2 separate regions of the Mus musculus genome follow, and region 1 is linked to region 2. The links are chromatin loops, found by intact Hi-C in ENCODE. Cell type or tissue: left cerebral cortex. All regions are shown on one strand.

Region 1 (8,000 bases), 74 kb before region 2:
TGTCCCTCTTTTCATGATCTTCCTTTGTCCCTGGTTCATGATCAGCCACAATTGTCAGTCCTTGCTCTTATGTCTAGTCCATATATTGAACTTCTATCAGACTGCCCATCAGTGGTTTCCAACCTGTGGGCTGTGACCCCTTTGGAGGCTGACATATCAGATATTTACAGTACAATTAATAACAGTAACAAAATTAGTTATTAAGTAGCAATGAAATAGTTTTATGGTTGGAGATTATCACAAGAACTGTATTAAAGGGCCACAGGATTAGGAAGGCTGAGAACCACTGCCCTAGATGGACACAGAAAATGAGGTGCTCTGGTGGCCTATAACCATGGTGATCTCTTCTTTCTTGAGTCCTTAGACTCTGTTTAGCAATAGTGATGCAACACTGTCTACACTTACTCTCATCCACTCATGTAAACAACTCTTTTAAGGGAACACATAGATTTGCTTAGATGAAAATCTCAGTTTCTCAGACTTCCACCCCTCCTGACTTTTGTATAAAATAGCCTATGGGTTTATAGGAGGAAAATGGCTTGCTGGTCCTGGGTCAATGAGATCCAAGTGCCTTAGGTTTGGTATTTTCTTTCTTTTCCCAACTGGACATAATCTCTATGCACTAGAAAGATGGTTGGGTTGTCATCATAACATCATGTAGGGTGAAGAATGGATCTCTCGCCAGGTGGTCCTGATTATCTTTGTTGACTGCACCTTGGCTGTTCTTAGCAACACTGTATCCTTGCCAACCCATTGGATTATTACTACCTAGGAAGTTCAGCACTGACACTGATTGGTCACCTCCTCTTGCTATGATGAATGTCACAGTAAGTCTCCAGCTACCAGCCCAATATCTACCCACATAGTGGTAGAAGGAAAGCCCCAAGACCTTCCGGGGACACTGTGTGCTACAGACAAACGTAGCTGTCCCTAGCATGATGTATGATAAGCTTTTTTTTTTTTTTAATATGGAGCTCACCTTCCAGTTACTGTCAACTTGACACAATCACTGAGAGGATTAGTGAGTCTATCTCCAAACATGTTGATGAGAGTGTTTCTAGGGACAATTAGACTATAAGAACTCTGACATAATCAAAGAATGGCACTATTGAGAGGTGGCCATAGGTAAGAGGTAGACCCATTTGAAGGAAGTAGTCTCTGGAAGTAGATTTCTGGGGGTTTTAATCTATCCCTGTCTTCTTCCTGTAATGCTTTTCCCTGCTTTCTGATCAGCTATGTAGTGAATGGTTATTCCTCATCTTTAGCTCTTGCCATCTGGTCATCTATACAGCAAACAGATGTCCTCTATCTCCAGTTCTTGCTGTCTTGTCAGCTAAGTCATGAATGGCTGTCCTCCACTGCCAGTTATTGTTGTCATGAGGTTCTGTCCCACAAACAATGGCTCTTGCCCTCTGGGACCATGAGCCAAAATAAATCTTTTTAGAAGTTGTGTCTACCAAGTATTTTGTCATGACACCACAAAAGCAACTAATACACAAGCCTCGGTCTGGAAAGGATAATCTAACAAGCCAGCTGCCTACCAGTCCCATCCTTTCCTCTTATGACTCTATTCTGAAGGCTAGAAAGGGGTCTGCTTGTGTTTTGCTTTTCCTACATCACACATTCTTTCCCTCCAACTTCATGCAAACAAACTTTTCTACTTGCTATGGTAGGTATCTTTGAGATAGGCAATTCAAGCTCAGTTGCCGAGATATGGAAATCTGTTGAAAGACCCATTGAAAGATCAGATCTGAATACCAAGGACTAAATATCGAGTTGTCTTTTCCCTGCATTGAAAAATAAATAAATTTCATATTCACTTCCACATTCAAATATACAAAAACACTTGGGGCAGATCCATGGAGTGCTGTCTAAAAGAATTTAGTGCAAGGATGCACACACTCTGCACCTGTGCTCTTCCAAACAGTAGCCACTGGCAGTGTGTGACCACTGAGCATCTGAAATATGGGCAATGGGCCAGAGACTGACTCCCAATGACTTAAGGACAAACCCCCCCCCCCCCGGCTTCACCTTTTGAACTTCTCACCCCCTCCGAGTAGCACAGAGCACGAGAGCAAGCCTTTAACACTGGGCTTTAGGGAGATGTTCCAGATCCAACCTTTAGGAGACAGATAGAGAAAGCCATCAAAAGCACGACTCAAAGAAGGGCCCACATCCTCAACAGCAGCTTGTTTTGAAGATTAGCTGTTTTCCAGCGCAATAATGAAGAATGGTGTTCATACAATGTCATGGTTAATCATAAATGCCAATGTGACTGGATTTCTGATCACCTAGGACACACACATCTGGATATGTCCAGAGAGGTTTAACTGAAGTGGGGAAACTCACTCTAAATATGGTCAATGCCATGCATGAACTGGGATCGCAGACCAAATACAAAGAAGAAAGTTAACAGGGCGTCAACATTCATCTCTGCTTTCTGATCATGGATACAACATGACCTGGTATTCCAGCCACCACACCTTCCCTGGTGGAATGGTCTGTACCTTCAAACTATGAACCCTCAAACTGTGAGCCAGCTCTCAAACTGTGAGCCCTCAAACTGTGAGCCAAAATAAAACCCTTAGTCTCTGAAGTTGCTCTTGTCAGATATTTTGTCACAGCAAGAGACAAGTAACTAATACTTCTAGCTTTTGGGCACTTTCTTATCTAGCTTAAACCCCAAAACACAGAGAGCTTCAGTAATATCCCCGGGGTCCAGGAAGAATTCAGTGTCTTATTTGAAGCCATGTGCCTGGAACTGGCTATACTCTATTTTGGCATAGAGTCAGGAATGGGTGTGAAGAGGAAGGTGCCAGAAATAATACGCTAGATGGAAGGAGTGATCCTTTGGGAAAGCTGTTGACAGAATGAGCATAGTGCAATGTAGTCCAACACAGCACCAAACTTGATATTACTCAAAGCACTGATACCCTAAACTCATACGTGCTCTCCTCTAGCCTTTAGGTAGCAACCCTTAGAGTCTCCGGTTAATGATCTTTATGCTCAAACATGTTTCAGCTTGTCAAGCTATTTGTTTGGACCCTGCACCCTCCCCCCAACCCTGTGGCAACAGCAAAGAAGGACTCGGAGATCCGTCTGAAGTGAGTGAAAGGTAAGGATTTTAACCTCTCTGCCTTGACTCCAAGTCCATGGTATTTTTCTGTCCAGTCAAGGACTGACTGCGTGTCCCCAAGATCAGTAGTGATCACTCTGCTGCATAAGTCGCCTCCTCTCCAGCCACTGCAACAGAAGAAACAAAAGTTCCATCATTCTTTAGTTACTTATATCATGAATAATCAGCCACATCTCACGAATAAGTCGAGAGAGTTGCAGAGCTCCCACTAAAGAGGAATCTATGTCCCTTCATGGCAAGGGTGGAGCCAGCTGAGATGTGAACCTGTGATGTAAACACATGTCCTGTTAGCAGTAAACCCAGCCTAGGCTAGGCCTGCCAGCCCATCTGCCAGAACATGTCTCTATTAGTCAGTGCATCTCCTCCCTCGTGACTGCTTTGCAGAGCTCACACAGGCAAACTGCTGACTCAGGCAGTTCTCCAGCTGACTGATGCACCAGAACTTCTGCATGGTTGTTTGTGAGAACATGCTCTGTGCACAATCCCTTTTCTGTACCCGGAAGGGGCTTACCTTCCGGTATGTTCTGGTATGTCTCCTGTGGCTTAGGATCTCAGAATGGTAGGCAGCTTACCCTTCCTCCGCTGAACTGACACCAGATCCTCCAGGCCCAGGTAGCTCCATCACTCCAGCCAGCTTCCTTCCCTTCAGGCCACATTCTAAGAAGAGGCTCTTTGTTTCCCCAGAACAGCAGTAGCTTTCCTATTAGGCTCTTTAGAACCACTCACTGGGAAGCTAATTCTTCCTATATAGCCAATGCTCCAGGCCTATCCTTACAGGAAATTTAAAGGGAGTGGAAGTGATAGGGCTTATAACTAGAAGAATGGCTCATTCTGTCCTGGATGTGTGGCTGCAAGCAAGCCATTTCACTCCTCTCTCTCTCTCCCTCCCTCTCTCTCTCTCTCCCTCTCTCTCCCTCGCTCACTCGCTTGCTCCAATTTTCAGCAGTACAAGGAAATGAGCATGTCACAGTCTGCATTCATTCATTTATACTCTTATTAAGCACTGACTGGGTGCCAGTGCTTTGCCAGGGAGTTTGGGAACCACTATTACGTGTGCAACACACACACACAGGCCCTGTTGCTCGTGAGCTTCCCGTTAAGTTCTCAGAGAAAACTAGTCCCCTAGTTGGGTGTGGCACCCGGAACCCATGAAGTCACTTTTCACTAATGACTGTGGCCTCGGTCTGCTCTCTTGCGCCAGGCTGCTATGAACAGCACATTAGGACAGAGTAGGCCATTTTGTGGAGAATATTGGGATAAGAAATGTCAGGGGCAGGGTGGATTTGATTGTGTCCTGGATGGAGGCAGAGAACTCTATTAGGCAGTTCCTGAGTAGAAATGTAGAGTATACCACAGCCCCACAGTCTCAAGACCATTCATGTGTGACAGCAAGAAGGTTCTTGCTAAGGAGAGCCAAGAAGCAGGGTGAGACCAGTCAGGGTTCTCAACCTTAGAGCAGTTCTGCCCCTGAACCAGATTGACCAGGCTCGCTGCTGTAGGGGCTACTCCCAGAGTCTGCACAGGACACATAAGCTTATCATACAGAGACAGGGAAGGTGTGAGATGGCCAAGTAGGCAAAAGTGTTTGCCAAGTAAACCGGATGACCTCTATTGGATACCTGCTTCCCATGGCAGAAAGAGAGAATCAACTCCCACAGGTTTTCCAGAATGAGTCAGGGAGGAACAGATTCCATAGGGTTCTATTCTAGTCTCAGAAGAAAGGCAAGAATGCTTGGGTAGCCTGCAAGGGGCAGGCAGCCAGGGGTCCTTGATCTCTTGTCAACTACCAAGGCAGTGACAGCATCGTGGCAGCAGTGACTTGAGTCTGGTGTCTTAGTTAGGGTTTTACTGCTGTGAACAGACACCATGACCAAGGCAACTCCTTTTTTTTTTAAAAGATTTATTTATTTATTTATTTATTTATTTAGGTATTTTCTTCATTTACACTTCAAATGCTATCCCAAAAGTCCCCCATACCCTCCCCCCCCCACTCCCCTACCCACCCACTCCCACTTCTTAGCCCTGGCATTCCCCTGTACTGAGGCATATAAAGTTTGCAAGACCAAGGGCCTCTCTTCCCAAAGATGGCCAACTAGGCCATCTTTTGCTACATATGCAGCTAGAGAAACGAGCTCCGGGGGTACTGGGTTAATTCATATTGTTGTTTCACCTATAGGGTTGCAGAGCCCTTTAGTTCCTTGGGTACTTTCTCTAGCTCCTCCATTGGGGGCCCTGTTTTCCATCCAATAGCTGACTGTGAGCATCCACTTCTGTGTTTGCCAGGCACCGGCATAGCCTCACAAGAGACAGCTATATCAGGGTCCTTTCAGCAAAATCTTGCTGGTGTATGCAATGGTGTTAGTGTTTGGAGGCTGATTATGGGATGGATCCCTGGGTGTGGCAGTCTTTAGATGGTCCATCATTTCATCTCAGCTCCAAACTTTGTCTCTGTAACTCCTTCCATCAGTGTTTTGTTCCCAATTCTAAGAAGAGGCAAAGTGTCCACACTTTGGCCTTCGTTCTTCTTGAGTTTCATACAAGATACAATTTGCAAAACATATTTATTTATTTTATGTATATGAGTACACTGTAGCTGCACAGATGGTTGTAAGCCTTCATGTGGTTGTTGGGAATTGAATTTTAGGACCTCTGTTCACTCTGGTCGGCTCTGCTTGCCCGGTCCCTGCTTGCTCTGGTCCAAAGATTTATTTATTATTATAAATACATACACTGTAGCTGTCTTTAGACACACCAGAAGATCTCATTACAGGTGGTTGTGAGCCACCATGTGGTTACTGGGATTTGAACTCAGGACCTTCAGAAGAATAGTCAGTGTTCTTACCTGCTGAATCATCTCGCTAGCTCTCCAAGGCAACTCTTATAAAGGACATCATTTAATTGGGACTGACTTACAGGTTCAGAGGTTCAGTCCATTATCATTGTGGCTGGCGCTGGAGATGCTGAGAGCTCTACCTCTTGTTCCAAAGACTGCTAGGAGAAGACTGACTCCTATGTGGCTAGGAGGAGGGTCTCAAAGCCCTCCCCCACAGTGACACACTTCCTCTAGCAAGGCCACACCTACTCCAACAAGGCCACACCTACTAATAGTGCCACGCCCTGGACCAACCATATTAAAACCACCACACCTGGCCAGCCAGGTGGGTCCAAGATCCAGAGGTGAATGCTTTGGGAGAAAGAACTCTTCCCCAAGTGTTAAAGCTCAGTAAAGATAGCCACTCTCAGATGATCCTCAGTGAAATAACTTGTGTGCTTTATTTCATACGGACAGGGACTATATAAACATTGGTGAGTGGGGTGGGATTTAGGGTAGGTGTTTCCTATTGGCACAATTTGAGAAGCTAGTGATGCTCTATTTACATGGGGAAGGATGGACTTCATGCATTAAATGACTGCCCATGGTCCTCTCAGTGGAGTGTCTTGGTTACATGTTCCAGAGCAGGTATAGACACGGATATAGACTCTTGCCAATATCAAGTCTCGAAGATTCCTAGAGTCCAGTTCTTCTGTCTGGTGGCCTGGCCCACTTGCCCTACACCACACTCTAGATAGGATAAAATGAAACTTTTGAAAAGATAGAAACAAAGCTAACCAGACTCCCAAGGAACAGCTTACCCGAGAGCGGCAACCTTCGGTTTGCCTCTTGCCCACACATTTGATTCTGCCTGGGTCATCTGTAGCATGGTTTTCATTTCTTGGAACCCAAAGCTTGTCAGCTTTCAATCCGCAGCCCCAAGGACAAGCTCTCATCATTTTCTAAAAGGTCAACATTTCTGAACTTGGCTATTGTACAACCTCTATAACTCTGTTGCCCTCTCCTCGGAGCCCCTCCCACTGAGGGAGTTGCAGTCTTTCACGCTGAATTCCTTCCATTCTGGAGAGTCTCCTATCTGGATGTTTAAGTACTTTTCTTTCTTTTTTCTTTTTTTTTTATGTCTCACGCAAACTTTTGTGGTAAATCTTGTATGGTTGGATGGCCAGTGGGTTGACTTGAGGTCACTTATGACACTTTGCCCCGAATAGTGAGATCATTATGCTGAGAGTACTAACTAGCCCTGAAAGGCAAAGGACAGAGACGCAGGTCTCAGGCTGCCTAAGAAAGCACTTACAGGCATACGCAGGGCAGAGCCGGTTCTGATGGGAGATAGAGCCAAATGTGCCAACTTTTATAGAAACATGCAGAAAGCAACGGGTTGAGCTGGCAAGAATTGCGGGCAGATTCTCAGACATTCAGTTTCCTAAGTCCATCTGGTCTCCAAGAATCTTGACTATGTCACTGGCCTCCTTGGTCTTATCATTCATCCCACTGGTAAATCACAAAGAAATTCAAGAATCATTTTCATTCAGTTGTGAAAGTCTGTGGCTTAGATACAAAAGACTCAGGCCTCTCAAGTGGAAAGAATTACTGACTGCCACATGATCTGGTTGAAAGCTATAAAGAGAGAATTAAAATTCCATTCTCCAAGGCATATAAAGGTCAGAGGTCTCCAAGCCCATGACCCCCCCTTCCTAGCACCTTTCACATACAATAAGGCCACAGACGCCTGCTAGTACTGGAAGGCCAACTCCTCTAGCCTGGAACTCTGAAATGAAACGATGTTTGGCTTTGTGGGATTGCTTAATGCATAAGTTACAGGAAACAATGATTAATAGTAGGTATTTTGTGTGTAGACTCATCAGTTTTAGAATGAGCCTTCCGAGGCCTATATGAAAACCACTAGAGCAGATAGAATGGATAAGTTCTGCTCTTTCCTGCTAAGGCTTGGTTCTACCAGGTGAGAGTTACCACTCAAACTCAGTGCGAGCTGAAGAACTGAATCCAGCTCGTGGGGAATGAGAATTCCCA
Region 2 (8,000 bases):
ACACCAGAGCTTGTGACTGGGTTCTGGAAGTAACGTTTCTGAATAAAAACAAACAAACAAACAAGCAAACCTCTTTCCCAGAAATCTCCATCGTGGTATCTGCTTTCCATGTAAAGTAAGAAAGAAAAAGGAAGGGAAGTTGTAGACAGAACCAAGTGACCTATAATAGGAAAATAAACTCTGTGTTTGGGTTTCCTCTCTGTTTTTTGTGGTTGCTGTTTCTTCTTTCTTCTTTCTTCTTTCTTCTTTCTTCTTTCTTCTTTCTTCTTTCTTATTCTTCTTTTCTCCTTCTCCTTCTCCTTCTCCAAGTAGAAGTTATCACATTGCAACGTTCAAGGTATAAAACATTGAACAAGGCATTCTAGGTCTCCTTCATACACCGCAAAACGCTACTGGCATTCCCAGGCTCTGCACTCCAACAGGACAGGAGGTTTCAGCCTGTGGATTGAGCCCAGCCTGCAAGCACTCTCAGGGGCTTCTGGGGGCCAGGGGGTGCAGGGTGATGGGTGGATCACCGTGTATTCTCAACATGGCTTTCCGTCCTCTCAGTACTTCCAGCCAAGAGTTGAGCAGCTCTCGCTAGAGAGAGGAGAGTGTGTAATGCAATATTAATCTCTGCCCCTTGTGTGTGTCTGGGGCCCTGCATGGCTGCCTCACAGAAGCAACCAACTGAGACTTCCATTGGACAGGTAAACCGAATCAAGACGGTAAAGTGTGAAGCCAACGAATGCAAGACTTAAAGGTTTTGTGTTTCCTTATTGGTTATGAGGAAGGGGAAGGGGAAAGGCCAACGCTGAAGCCAGGACTAAGATTGCTTTGTGAAAAATCAATGTGTATAGGGAGAGAGTGGGGGAGAGGAGCTGGGAGAGGGGTGAGGGGAGGCAGGGGGATTGATTTTCCCTGGCTCACTAAGGAGAGAGGAGGAAGCACCATAACAGAGTGAGGGAGAAATGAGGGCCCCTGGCCTCTCCAGTCTGTGACTTAACCTGGCTGATTTAATGCACAGCGTGTCTAAACAACAGGACCGAACAAGACAGGCTCGCTCTTCCAACTCAGTGAAACCCGGCAGGGAAGGAGAGCGACCATTTATTAAATGAATGCAATGTATGTCCAAGACTTAAAAGTCAGTTTCCTCGGACGGACGGACGGCATAATTGCTTTTCCTGACAGAAGCTAGGGTACCGGGAGCAGCCACTGTTTGAAAGAGAGGGAGGAAAAAAAGTCTTTGGCTCATTACTCAGGATTGGACTTACCTTTAATAACAAGGAGCTTGCCTATCTTCCCAAAACCTGTGTCCAAGCTTACTCGAAGATGTAGTGCTATGTTGAAATTTTAGATCTCCGTATTAGGGATACAGGATAGACGAGGAACGGAACAAGGCACCTGTGTGGAACTTACTATCATCCCAAAGTCCCAGGGCTTGCTTGTTCCAGAGCCACCAGCCTAAGGTTTTGAGGACCAGTAGTGTAATCTGTCTTAACCTTTTCCCTAAACAGCTTACACTCAACTGACAGACAGTCCTGAGGGGCAAAAGTGCGTATCCATCGTGCAGGACACCTTCCTAGTGATGTCTCTCTGGAAATCAAAATCACTTAAGAGAAAGCCAGCCTACCCAGAGAAAGCCTGCCAGATAACACACACACACACACACACACACACACACACACACACACACACCTTGATTCAACAAAGAATTCCTCCATCTGAGCACGGGACAAGGAGGAGACAGATACATGGAACCACACAGAGGCATCCATAAATGAGTAGAGGGTGAGTGTACCCTTGCCCTGCCCATCTCTTGGAGGCACTTGTTTGTGTGGCCACTCCCTCAGAAACAGCACCACACACACACACACACACACACACACACACACACACACACACGCAATCTGGTCCTCTTGCCCGCAAACATCAGACCCTTTACACAAAACTGTTTCTCACAAGGCATCCATCCACTTTAAGCCCACCAATGGCCCCAGCAAAGGGTAATCAATCAGTGGCCATGGGGAATGGACAGAATTCAAGCAAAGTTGGCCACAGGCTCTCTGGGAAGGCAGGAGCTAGAAAGGAAGCTGAGGTCTGCAGGGGGCTGAGGAGGTAGGAGGGGAGGACAGCTCAATGGGGATTGAAAGCACAGTGCTGGCCTAGGGAAATGCTCAGCCCCCAGTGAGCCATCCCAAATGGCTACACATACCAGCCCTGAGGACAGAGGTGCCCCGGGCTACCATTTACCTTACAGGCTGGGGCCCACGCCAGACAAGGGCAATCACTTTGGACCTACCTTCCTCCCTAGAATGAATAGGAGCCTTCAGACTTTCCTCATGCCTACCCCAGTCCTCACTCTGGGGCAGCAAAATGAGGCACCAACAAGAGGCACTTGGCAGTGCGTGCACTCCTGTAACCCTAGAACTGAGGAGCCTGAAACAGGAGGAATTTGTGTTCAAGACCAGCCTGGGCTGAACACCAAGAGACTAAGACCCTGCTTCAGAAAGCCAAGACACTCAACACTCGAAGATAAGTAAAGTCTCCCCTTCAGAAATGGCCAGGAGGTGCCCACTTCTGTGACAAGGGCCACTGGACAAGAATATATGTTATATACTCCTAAGGCTCGCCTCACAGGAATGAACACAGTCAGGATTCATACCACCAGCATGCTGTGGTGCAGCTATGAGTTCTGTGTGTGTTTCTAGTTTGATTTTGTTTGAGTCTCCAGATTTTCTTTTTCCCTCTCACATGAAAATTTCCCTTTAAATACAGGGTTCCCAAGAGAAATTCGGGCCCCCCAGGGTTCAGTATTTGCAGCACCCAATTTGCAGGTCCTCACCCTTCCAGGAGGAGATAAACAATGAGCTAATTACATTTTTATCTTTCTAATTACCCAAGGATTTGTGTGAAGGAGAGAAGCAGGGGGTAAGCAAGGCTGGGGCACCAGAGGTTTTTGCATCCCCCTTGGTTTGCTAAACTCAAGGTTGCTGCCTGAATTTAGAGGGGAAGAAAGAGAAGTTGCGCTTTCTAAACTTCTTTCCTCTTCCAGATCTGCAACACGACTGGAAGATAAGCTGAGCAAAGAGGATTTCTTGTTGATGGTTTTGTTTTTAGAGAAAAAAATTACAAACTTATGAAAATAAATCCCTCCGTCTTACGTTTGGGGTTGTTTGTTTGTTGTTGTAGTTTGAGCGAGTGGTTTTCCAAGGGAGCAGTGTCTGTCTCGGATGTTAACAGTTTTGGAACAGGACACCGCACTCTCTCTGAAGAGATAGACGTCCTTTTATTTAAAACCTAAGCTTTGCTTTCTTTCAGGTATGGAAAACGCCAGACTGGAGCTTAGGAAGAGCAGCTCCAGGTCTCCCCTCGCCCCCCCCAACCCCCCCCCCCCCACGGCCGAGGCTCACCAGCCATCAGGGAGTACCTGGAGCGGGAGAAGCGCCAAGCGATGCCTGGGCCTCCCAGAAGCTTTAGGGATCGGGTCTGCACACCTTGCGGGTTGCGGTGCGCGGCTCCTGAGCTTTCCCCCTCTACAGCCCTGGGCCAGTGCGGATGGGCGCGGGGGTTCGCGGGCGTGGGAAGGCATACCCTTACCTTGGGGCTTAGAGGCTTCCGTGGTATTGGGCGGGGTCATGGCGATGCAGACGTCGCCCTCGGGGAACTTGTCACATTTGAGCATCTCGGGCCAGTAGAAGCCGAAGAACTGCATGACCGGCTCGCACGAGTCGCGCACGGCCTCGCAGAGCCAGCGACACGGGTAGATGGGCCGGTCCAGACAGACGGGCGCGAAGAGCGAACAGAGGAAGACCTGGGTGCCCATGTGGCAGTTCTTGTTGAGCAGCGGCACCCAGCTGCTGGCCTGCTGCTTCACCTCTGCCATGGTCTCGTGCTCCAGCAGGTTGGGCAGCACCATCTTCTTGTAGCCCACGTTGTGGCACAGCCTCAGGTCCACCGGGATGTCCACGCACTGCGGGGGCTTGGTGTAGAAGCGCCCGCTCTGATACGAGCCGATGTCGGACTGGAAGCTCACGTAGTCGTACTCGCTGGCCGAACCCGCGGCCAGCAGAGCGGCGGCCAACGCCAGCAGCACTCCCGAGGCGGCCCCGCCGCGACCCCGCGCGCTGCGCCCGACGCCCATGTTGCTCGGCGACGTCGGGGCTGCCCACGCTGCCTTCACGCGCGCGTCCCGCTGCAAACTTCCCGGAGCCTCCGGGGACAAAGGCGCAGTGCCGGGCCCCGTCCGGCTCGGCGGCTGCGCGCTGCTCCCCGGGTCTCCGATCGATGGGGTCCTCCGCTGCAGCAGGTCGCCGCGGCGGGGCTGGCGCGGGGCGGGGAGCGCGCGGGGCCGAGTGCTGTCCCGGCTCGCAGAGGCGCGGCGGGCTGCGGGCTGCTGCACCTACTTGCGACGCTGCAGCTCGAATGCGCGGTGTGCGGGTGGCCGAGCCCTGGATCTCCCCGCGCGCAGCCAATCAGCTCCGCGCTGCCGGGAGCCGCTCTCCACACCGCGTCAGTCAGCCGCGCAGTTAACCAATCGCCGCGCCGGCCAGAAGGATCGGTTTACTAGAACTAGACCCAGGTCAACACCCCTTAAAAAGCAAAACCAAAAACTAAGCAAGTACTTTCGAAGGAGGCAAAAGCAAAAGGGAGAGAGTAGTTAGAAGTGCGGGGTGGGTGGAGTCGGAGTTGGACGCTGTAATTAGAGTGAGTCGGTTTGTTTAAAAAAAAAAAAAAGGACTCTTCATAATACTTGCAAATTGATGCAGTTGTGAAGACTTTTTTCTACTTCTTTTCCTAGTTCCAAGGAACAACGCAACAGACCAGCAGCCCTTCGCTCCACGGTTTTAATCTTAGCTGCTTCCCAGCTGCTCGGATGGGCAGGCTGAATTTAGGGAGCTCTTTTAAATTCCCGGGGAGTCTGGGCTTTTGCAAAGACTAAGAGAAGGTGGTGTTTGTGGCTGTGTTCCAGGTGACCGAAGGTAGAACGGGAAAGGGGCTCACTGCGGAGAAGAGCACTGATCATGTGGGTATTAGCTCCCAAGGACAGTTGACGTTTTTAAACGATGTTTTTAAGACCCTACTCAAGTCTCAGCTCTGCAGACAACACATATGTGCACAAACTTACACACACACACACACACACACACACACACACACACAGACGCGTTTGTGGATTAGAAAGCCAAAGCACTAAAAATACCAGCAGTACTGGGTGGGTGGATACCAACTCAAGATACACATGCTAATTCAGAGGTCAAAAACCAAAGGTGTGTCACCCCCTCCCGCATAAGGCAGAAGCCAGGCAAGAAAGAATAACTAAGTCGTCCTCTAGCCTCCCCCACCCCTGACCACACACACCCACTACTCACTTCCTGGGAATTGCTTGAGTGTTCCAAATACTCCCCTTACATTCAGAGAGCTAGGGGTGGGATCTAGAGTAGAGAGGAGACCGCACAAGCAGCCGGAGAAGTTCTCTGGATCACCTCATTCTGTGTTCTTCATAGTGGGTGGAGGGGCAGCAGAGGATGCAGTGTGTTGCGGTACTGGGTGGCAAATGGGTCGCCACTCCTAGTTGCAAAGCCCAACACAGTGGGAGATGCCGCTGGCCCAGGCGGCTGGTTTATAAAGCTCTGGGGAGTCTTGCTTTCCACTCAATAGACCCAATTTCTCCTTTCCGAGTAAAAGCTCCGGAACTTGCAAAGATGCGGGGATCCCTTCTTAAAGCAATCATACACACGCTGATGCTGTGACTCTACTGCGGGAAGCAGCTGCAGCAGGCGGTCAACATGCCTGTCCTTCCTAGGCTGATGAAAGATGCCCAAACCAAACAGGCACATTTGGGTAAGGGAGAAAGTCCATGCGGAGCAAGACTGTGGATGGCCAAGGGTTAATCAAGAAACAGCCCGCAGTGCTCTCCTCCCCGAGGAGCTAAGGAATCACATTCTTCAGCCAGCACAGAGGGCAGGAGACTAGGCAACTGTGTCTCAATTCAGTGGCAGTCAGGGCTGGAACTGCTTGCTAGAGGGTCCTGGTACTCTCCCCAGACCAGATCCTCTTTCTGAGTTCAAATTCTTTCCAAGTTCGCGTCTTCACTGGAAATATTCATGTTGGTAGATAAACAGCCTTTGCCCTCTACTTTAACGTAGTCTCAAGATTTAACCCACTCACCCCTCACTCACCTGTGTACAGTTCTCCCAAATAGAAGGATGTGGGTCTATCCTCTGTTACCCTGCTGGGAATGAGTGCAAGTGAATCCACCTCTGGTGGCTTTGGAGGTCTTCATCAATCCATTCTAGGAAGAACTAACCTATGTCCAGTCAGCATTGTTGACTTAGATGTCGTAGTCGTCGTCGTCGTCCCCCCCCCCCCCCCGTGGTCACAACTATGCTTTGCCCTCTGGGGCTAAGCTATGGGCACAGCTATCATGTTGGGTAAGGAATGTTAGTAGTTGTGTATTTCTGACTCCTAAGGTCCAGCTGGGAAGGGAGGCCTCTGAGTCTTGATCCCACTGATGGATGTCCATCGCATTGAGATGGAGAATGTCCCTGTAGACCACACTACAGCACAGTGTCAGCCAAGGCAGTCTGCGCCTACTCCCTAGTTTTCAGGTCAGCAGATCTCTCATACTTTAAACTCTAATCTCCCCTTCTCTGATAGTATATGCCCGGGAGAAAATTCTAGAACAAAGGGTGTTTAAAATGCTGTTGTCCTAGAGCCGCTCCCAGAAGCCTTGGCTTCAGAGTTTCGGAACTGTGGACCAGGAGAATGCCCTGGCTTCTTCCAGCCCTAACAGTTTAGGTGAGCAGGAACAGAGTATAGCTTTGTACCCTGCCTTTCATTTCTCACCTTGGGAAAGCTCTGGGTTTTCCCACACAGTGAGGTGCCCATACATGAAAATTGGAAAGGACTTTTCCATTGCTTCACCACGGCTTAAGGGGACATCCACTGGTCTTGAAGTTGACAGGAGATCGGGATCACGGAGAAGCCTCCCAGTGCCTTCCACACAGAGAACTTAAAACTAGGAGAGGAGGGTGCTCCCTGGGCTGTGGCTCATCTTCCATTCCATTAACTTTTATCCTCTCTGGAAATGTGAGCCTTTAAGTTGGGAAACATATTATATGGCCTCAGTCATGCCCCCAACATGCACACCCCGTATCTCTGGACAATAGCCTGTTGCCATACAAAACTATACATGTTCATTCAGCTGCTTGTGACCAGCCGCTCTGCTACTTATAAAGCACAGGGTGTGAACACTCAGTCTGCCTAGTGGCACCAGAACACAGAAAGCAAAGACAGACAGATCCCTATAAGGTTGAGGCCAGCCAGGACTACACAGTGAAACCCTGCTCCCCCCCAAAAAAATATTGAATTATCACTATCCAGGATGATATGAGGTACACTTCCAATCATATATGAATGCCTTTACACAGTACTCACTGTGAGATACCATGAAACACGGGACTATGTCCTGAGACAGACTTCCCTAGTCTACCTTTGAGTGAGTGAGTAACTTTGAATCTCCTGACTCCTTTACCAACTGACTTGTCCCTCGGTGTATGTAGGAAAGTCTGGAAATAATCTTAAAGGTTTAGTCAAGCCTGGTTCTGTGAACCTATGAGAAGACCATGACAGGGAGGTCAGAGGTTCTAAAAGGGAACCTACTACTGTTACTTAGCTCAGTGGTCATTGTCTTAGTTACGGTTTTCCTGCTGTGAAGAGACACCATGACTGAGGCAAGTCTTATATGAGCATCTCACCTCTTGTTCTGAAGGCAGCTAGGAGAAGACTGGCTTCCAGGCAGCTGGGATGAGGGTCTTAAAGCCCACATCCACAGTGACACACTCCTTCCAACAAGGCCACACCTACTCCAAGAAGGCCACACCTCCAAATAGTGCTACTCCCTAGGCCAAGCATATACAAACCATCACAGTCACAATGCCAAACTATTCTCTAAATACTCATGTTTATAGCCATGGGCTAGTACTGCTCTCAGCTGTTGTCAGAGAAACTCCTTATGC

What was found. A loop is a pair of places that touch in the nucleus more often than their neighbours do. Peaks named below come from ENCODE experiments on the same cell type or tissue, not always from the same donor. Only the 100,000 strongest peaks of a DNase experiment are listed, where the experiment ranks them.
Region 1: it touches region 2 in a loop (2.0-fold over the local background); 3 of 42 quality-filtered maps call a loop at or near these places.

What each region holds. Positions count from the first base shown.
Region 1 is chr8:23,481,765-23,489,764 of GRCm38, reverse strand. No RefSeq gene overlaps it. Among named protein-coding and RNA genes, the nearest start is that of 4930413E20Rik, 49 kb to the left of the region's middle. In left cerebral cortex, no CTCF peak of the experiment used is centred here; a DNase peak (open chromatin) is centred at 3,512.
Region 2 is chr8:23,407,908-23,415,907 of GRCm38, reverse strand. Sfrp1 (secreted frizzled-related protein 1) reads right to left here and starts at 4,406. Exons shown (of 3, transcript NM_013834.3): 1 at 3,580-4,406. The coding sequence starts at 4,123. In left cerebral cortex, no CTCF peak of the experiment used is centred here; DNase peaks (open chromatin) are centred at 3,786 and 4,475; H3K4me3 peaks cover 1,559 bases.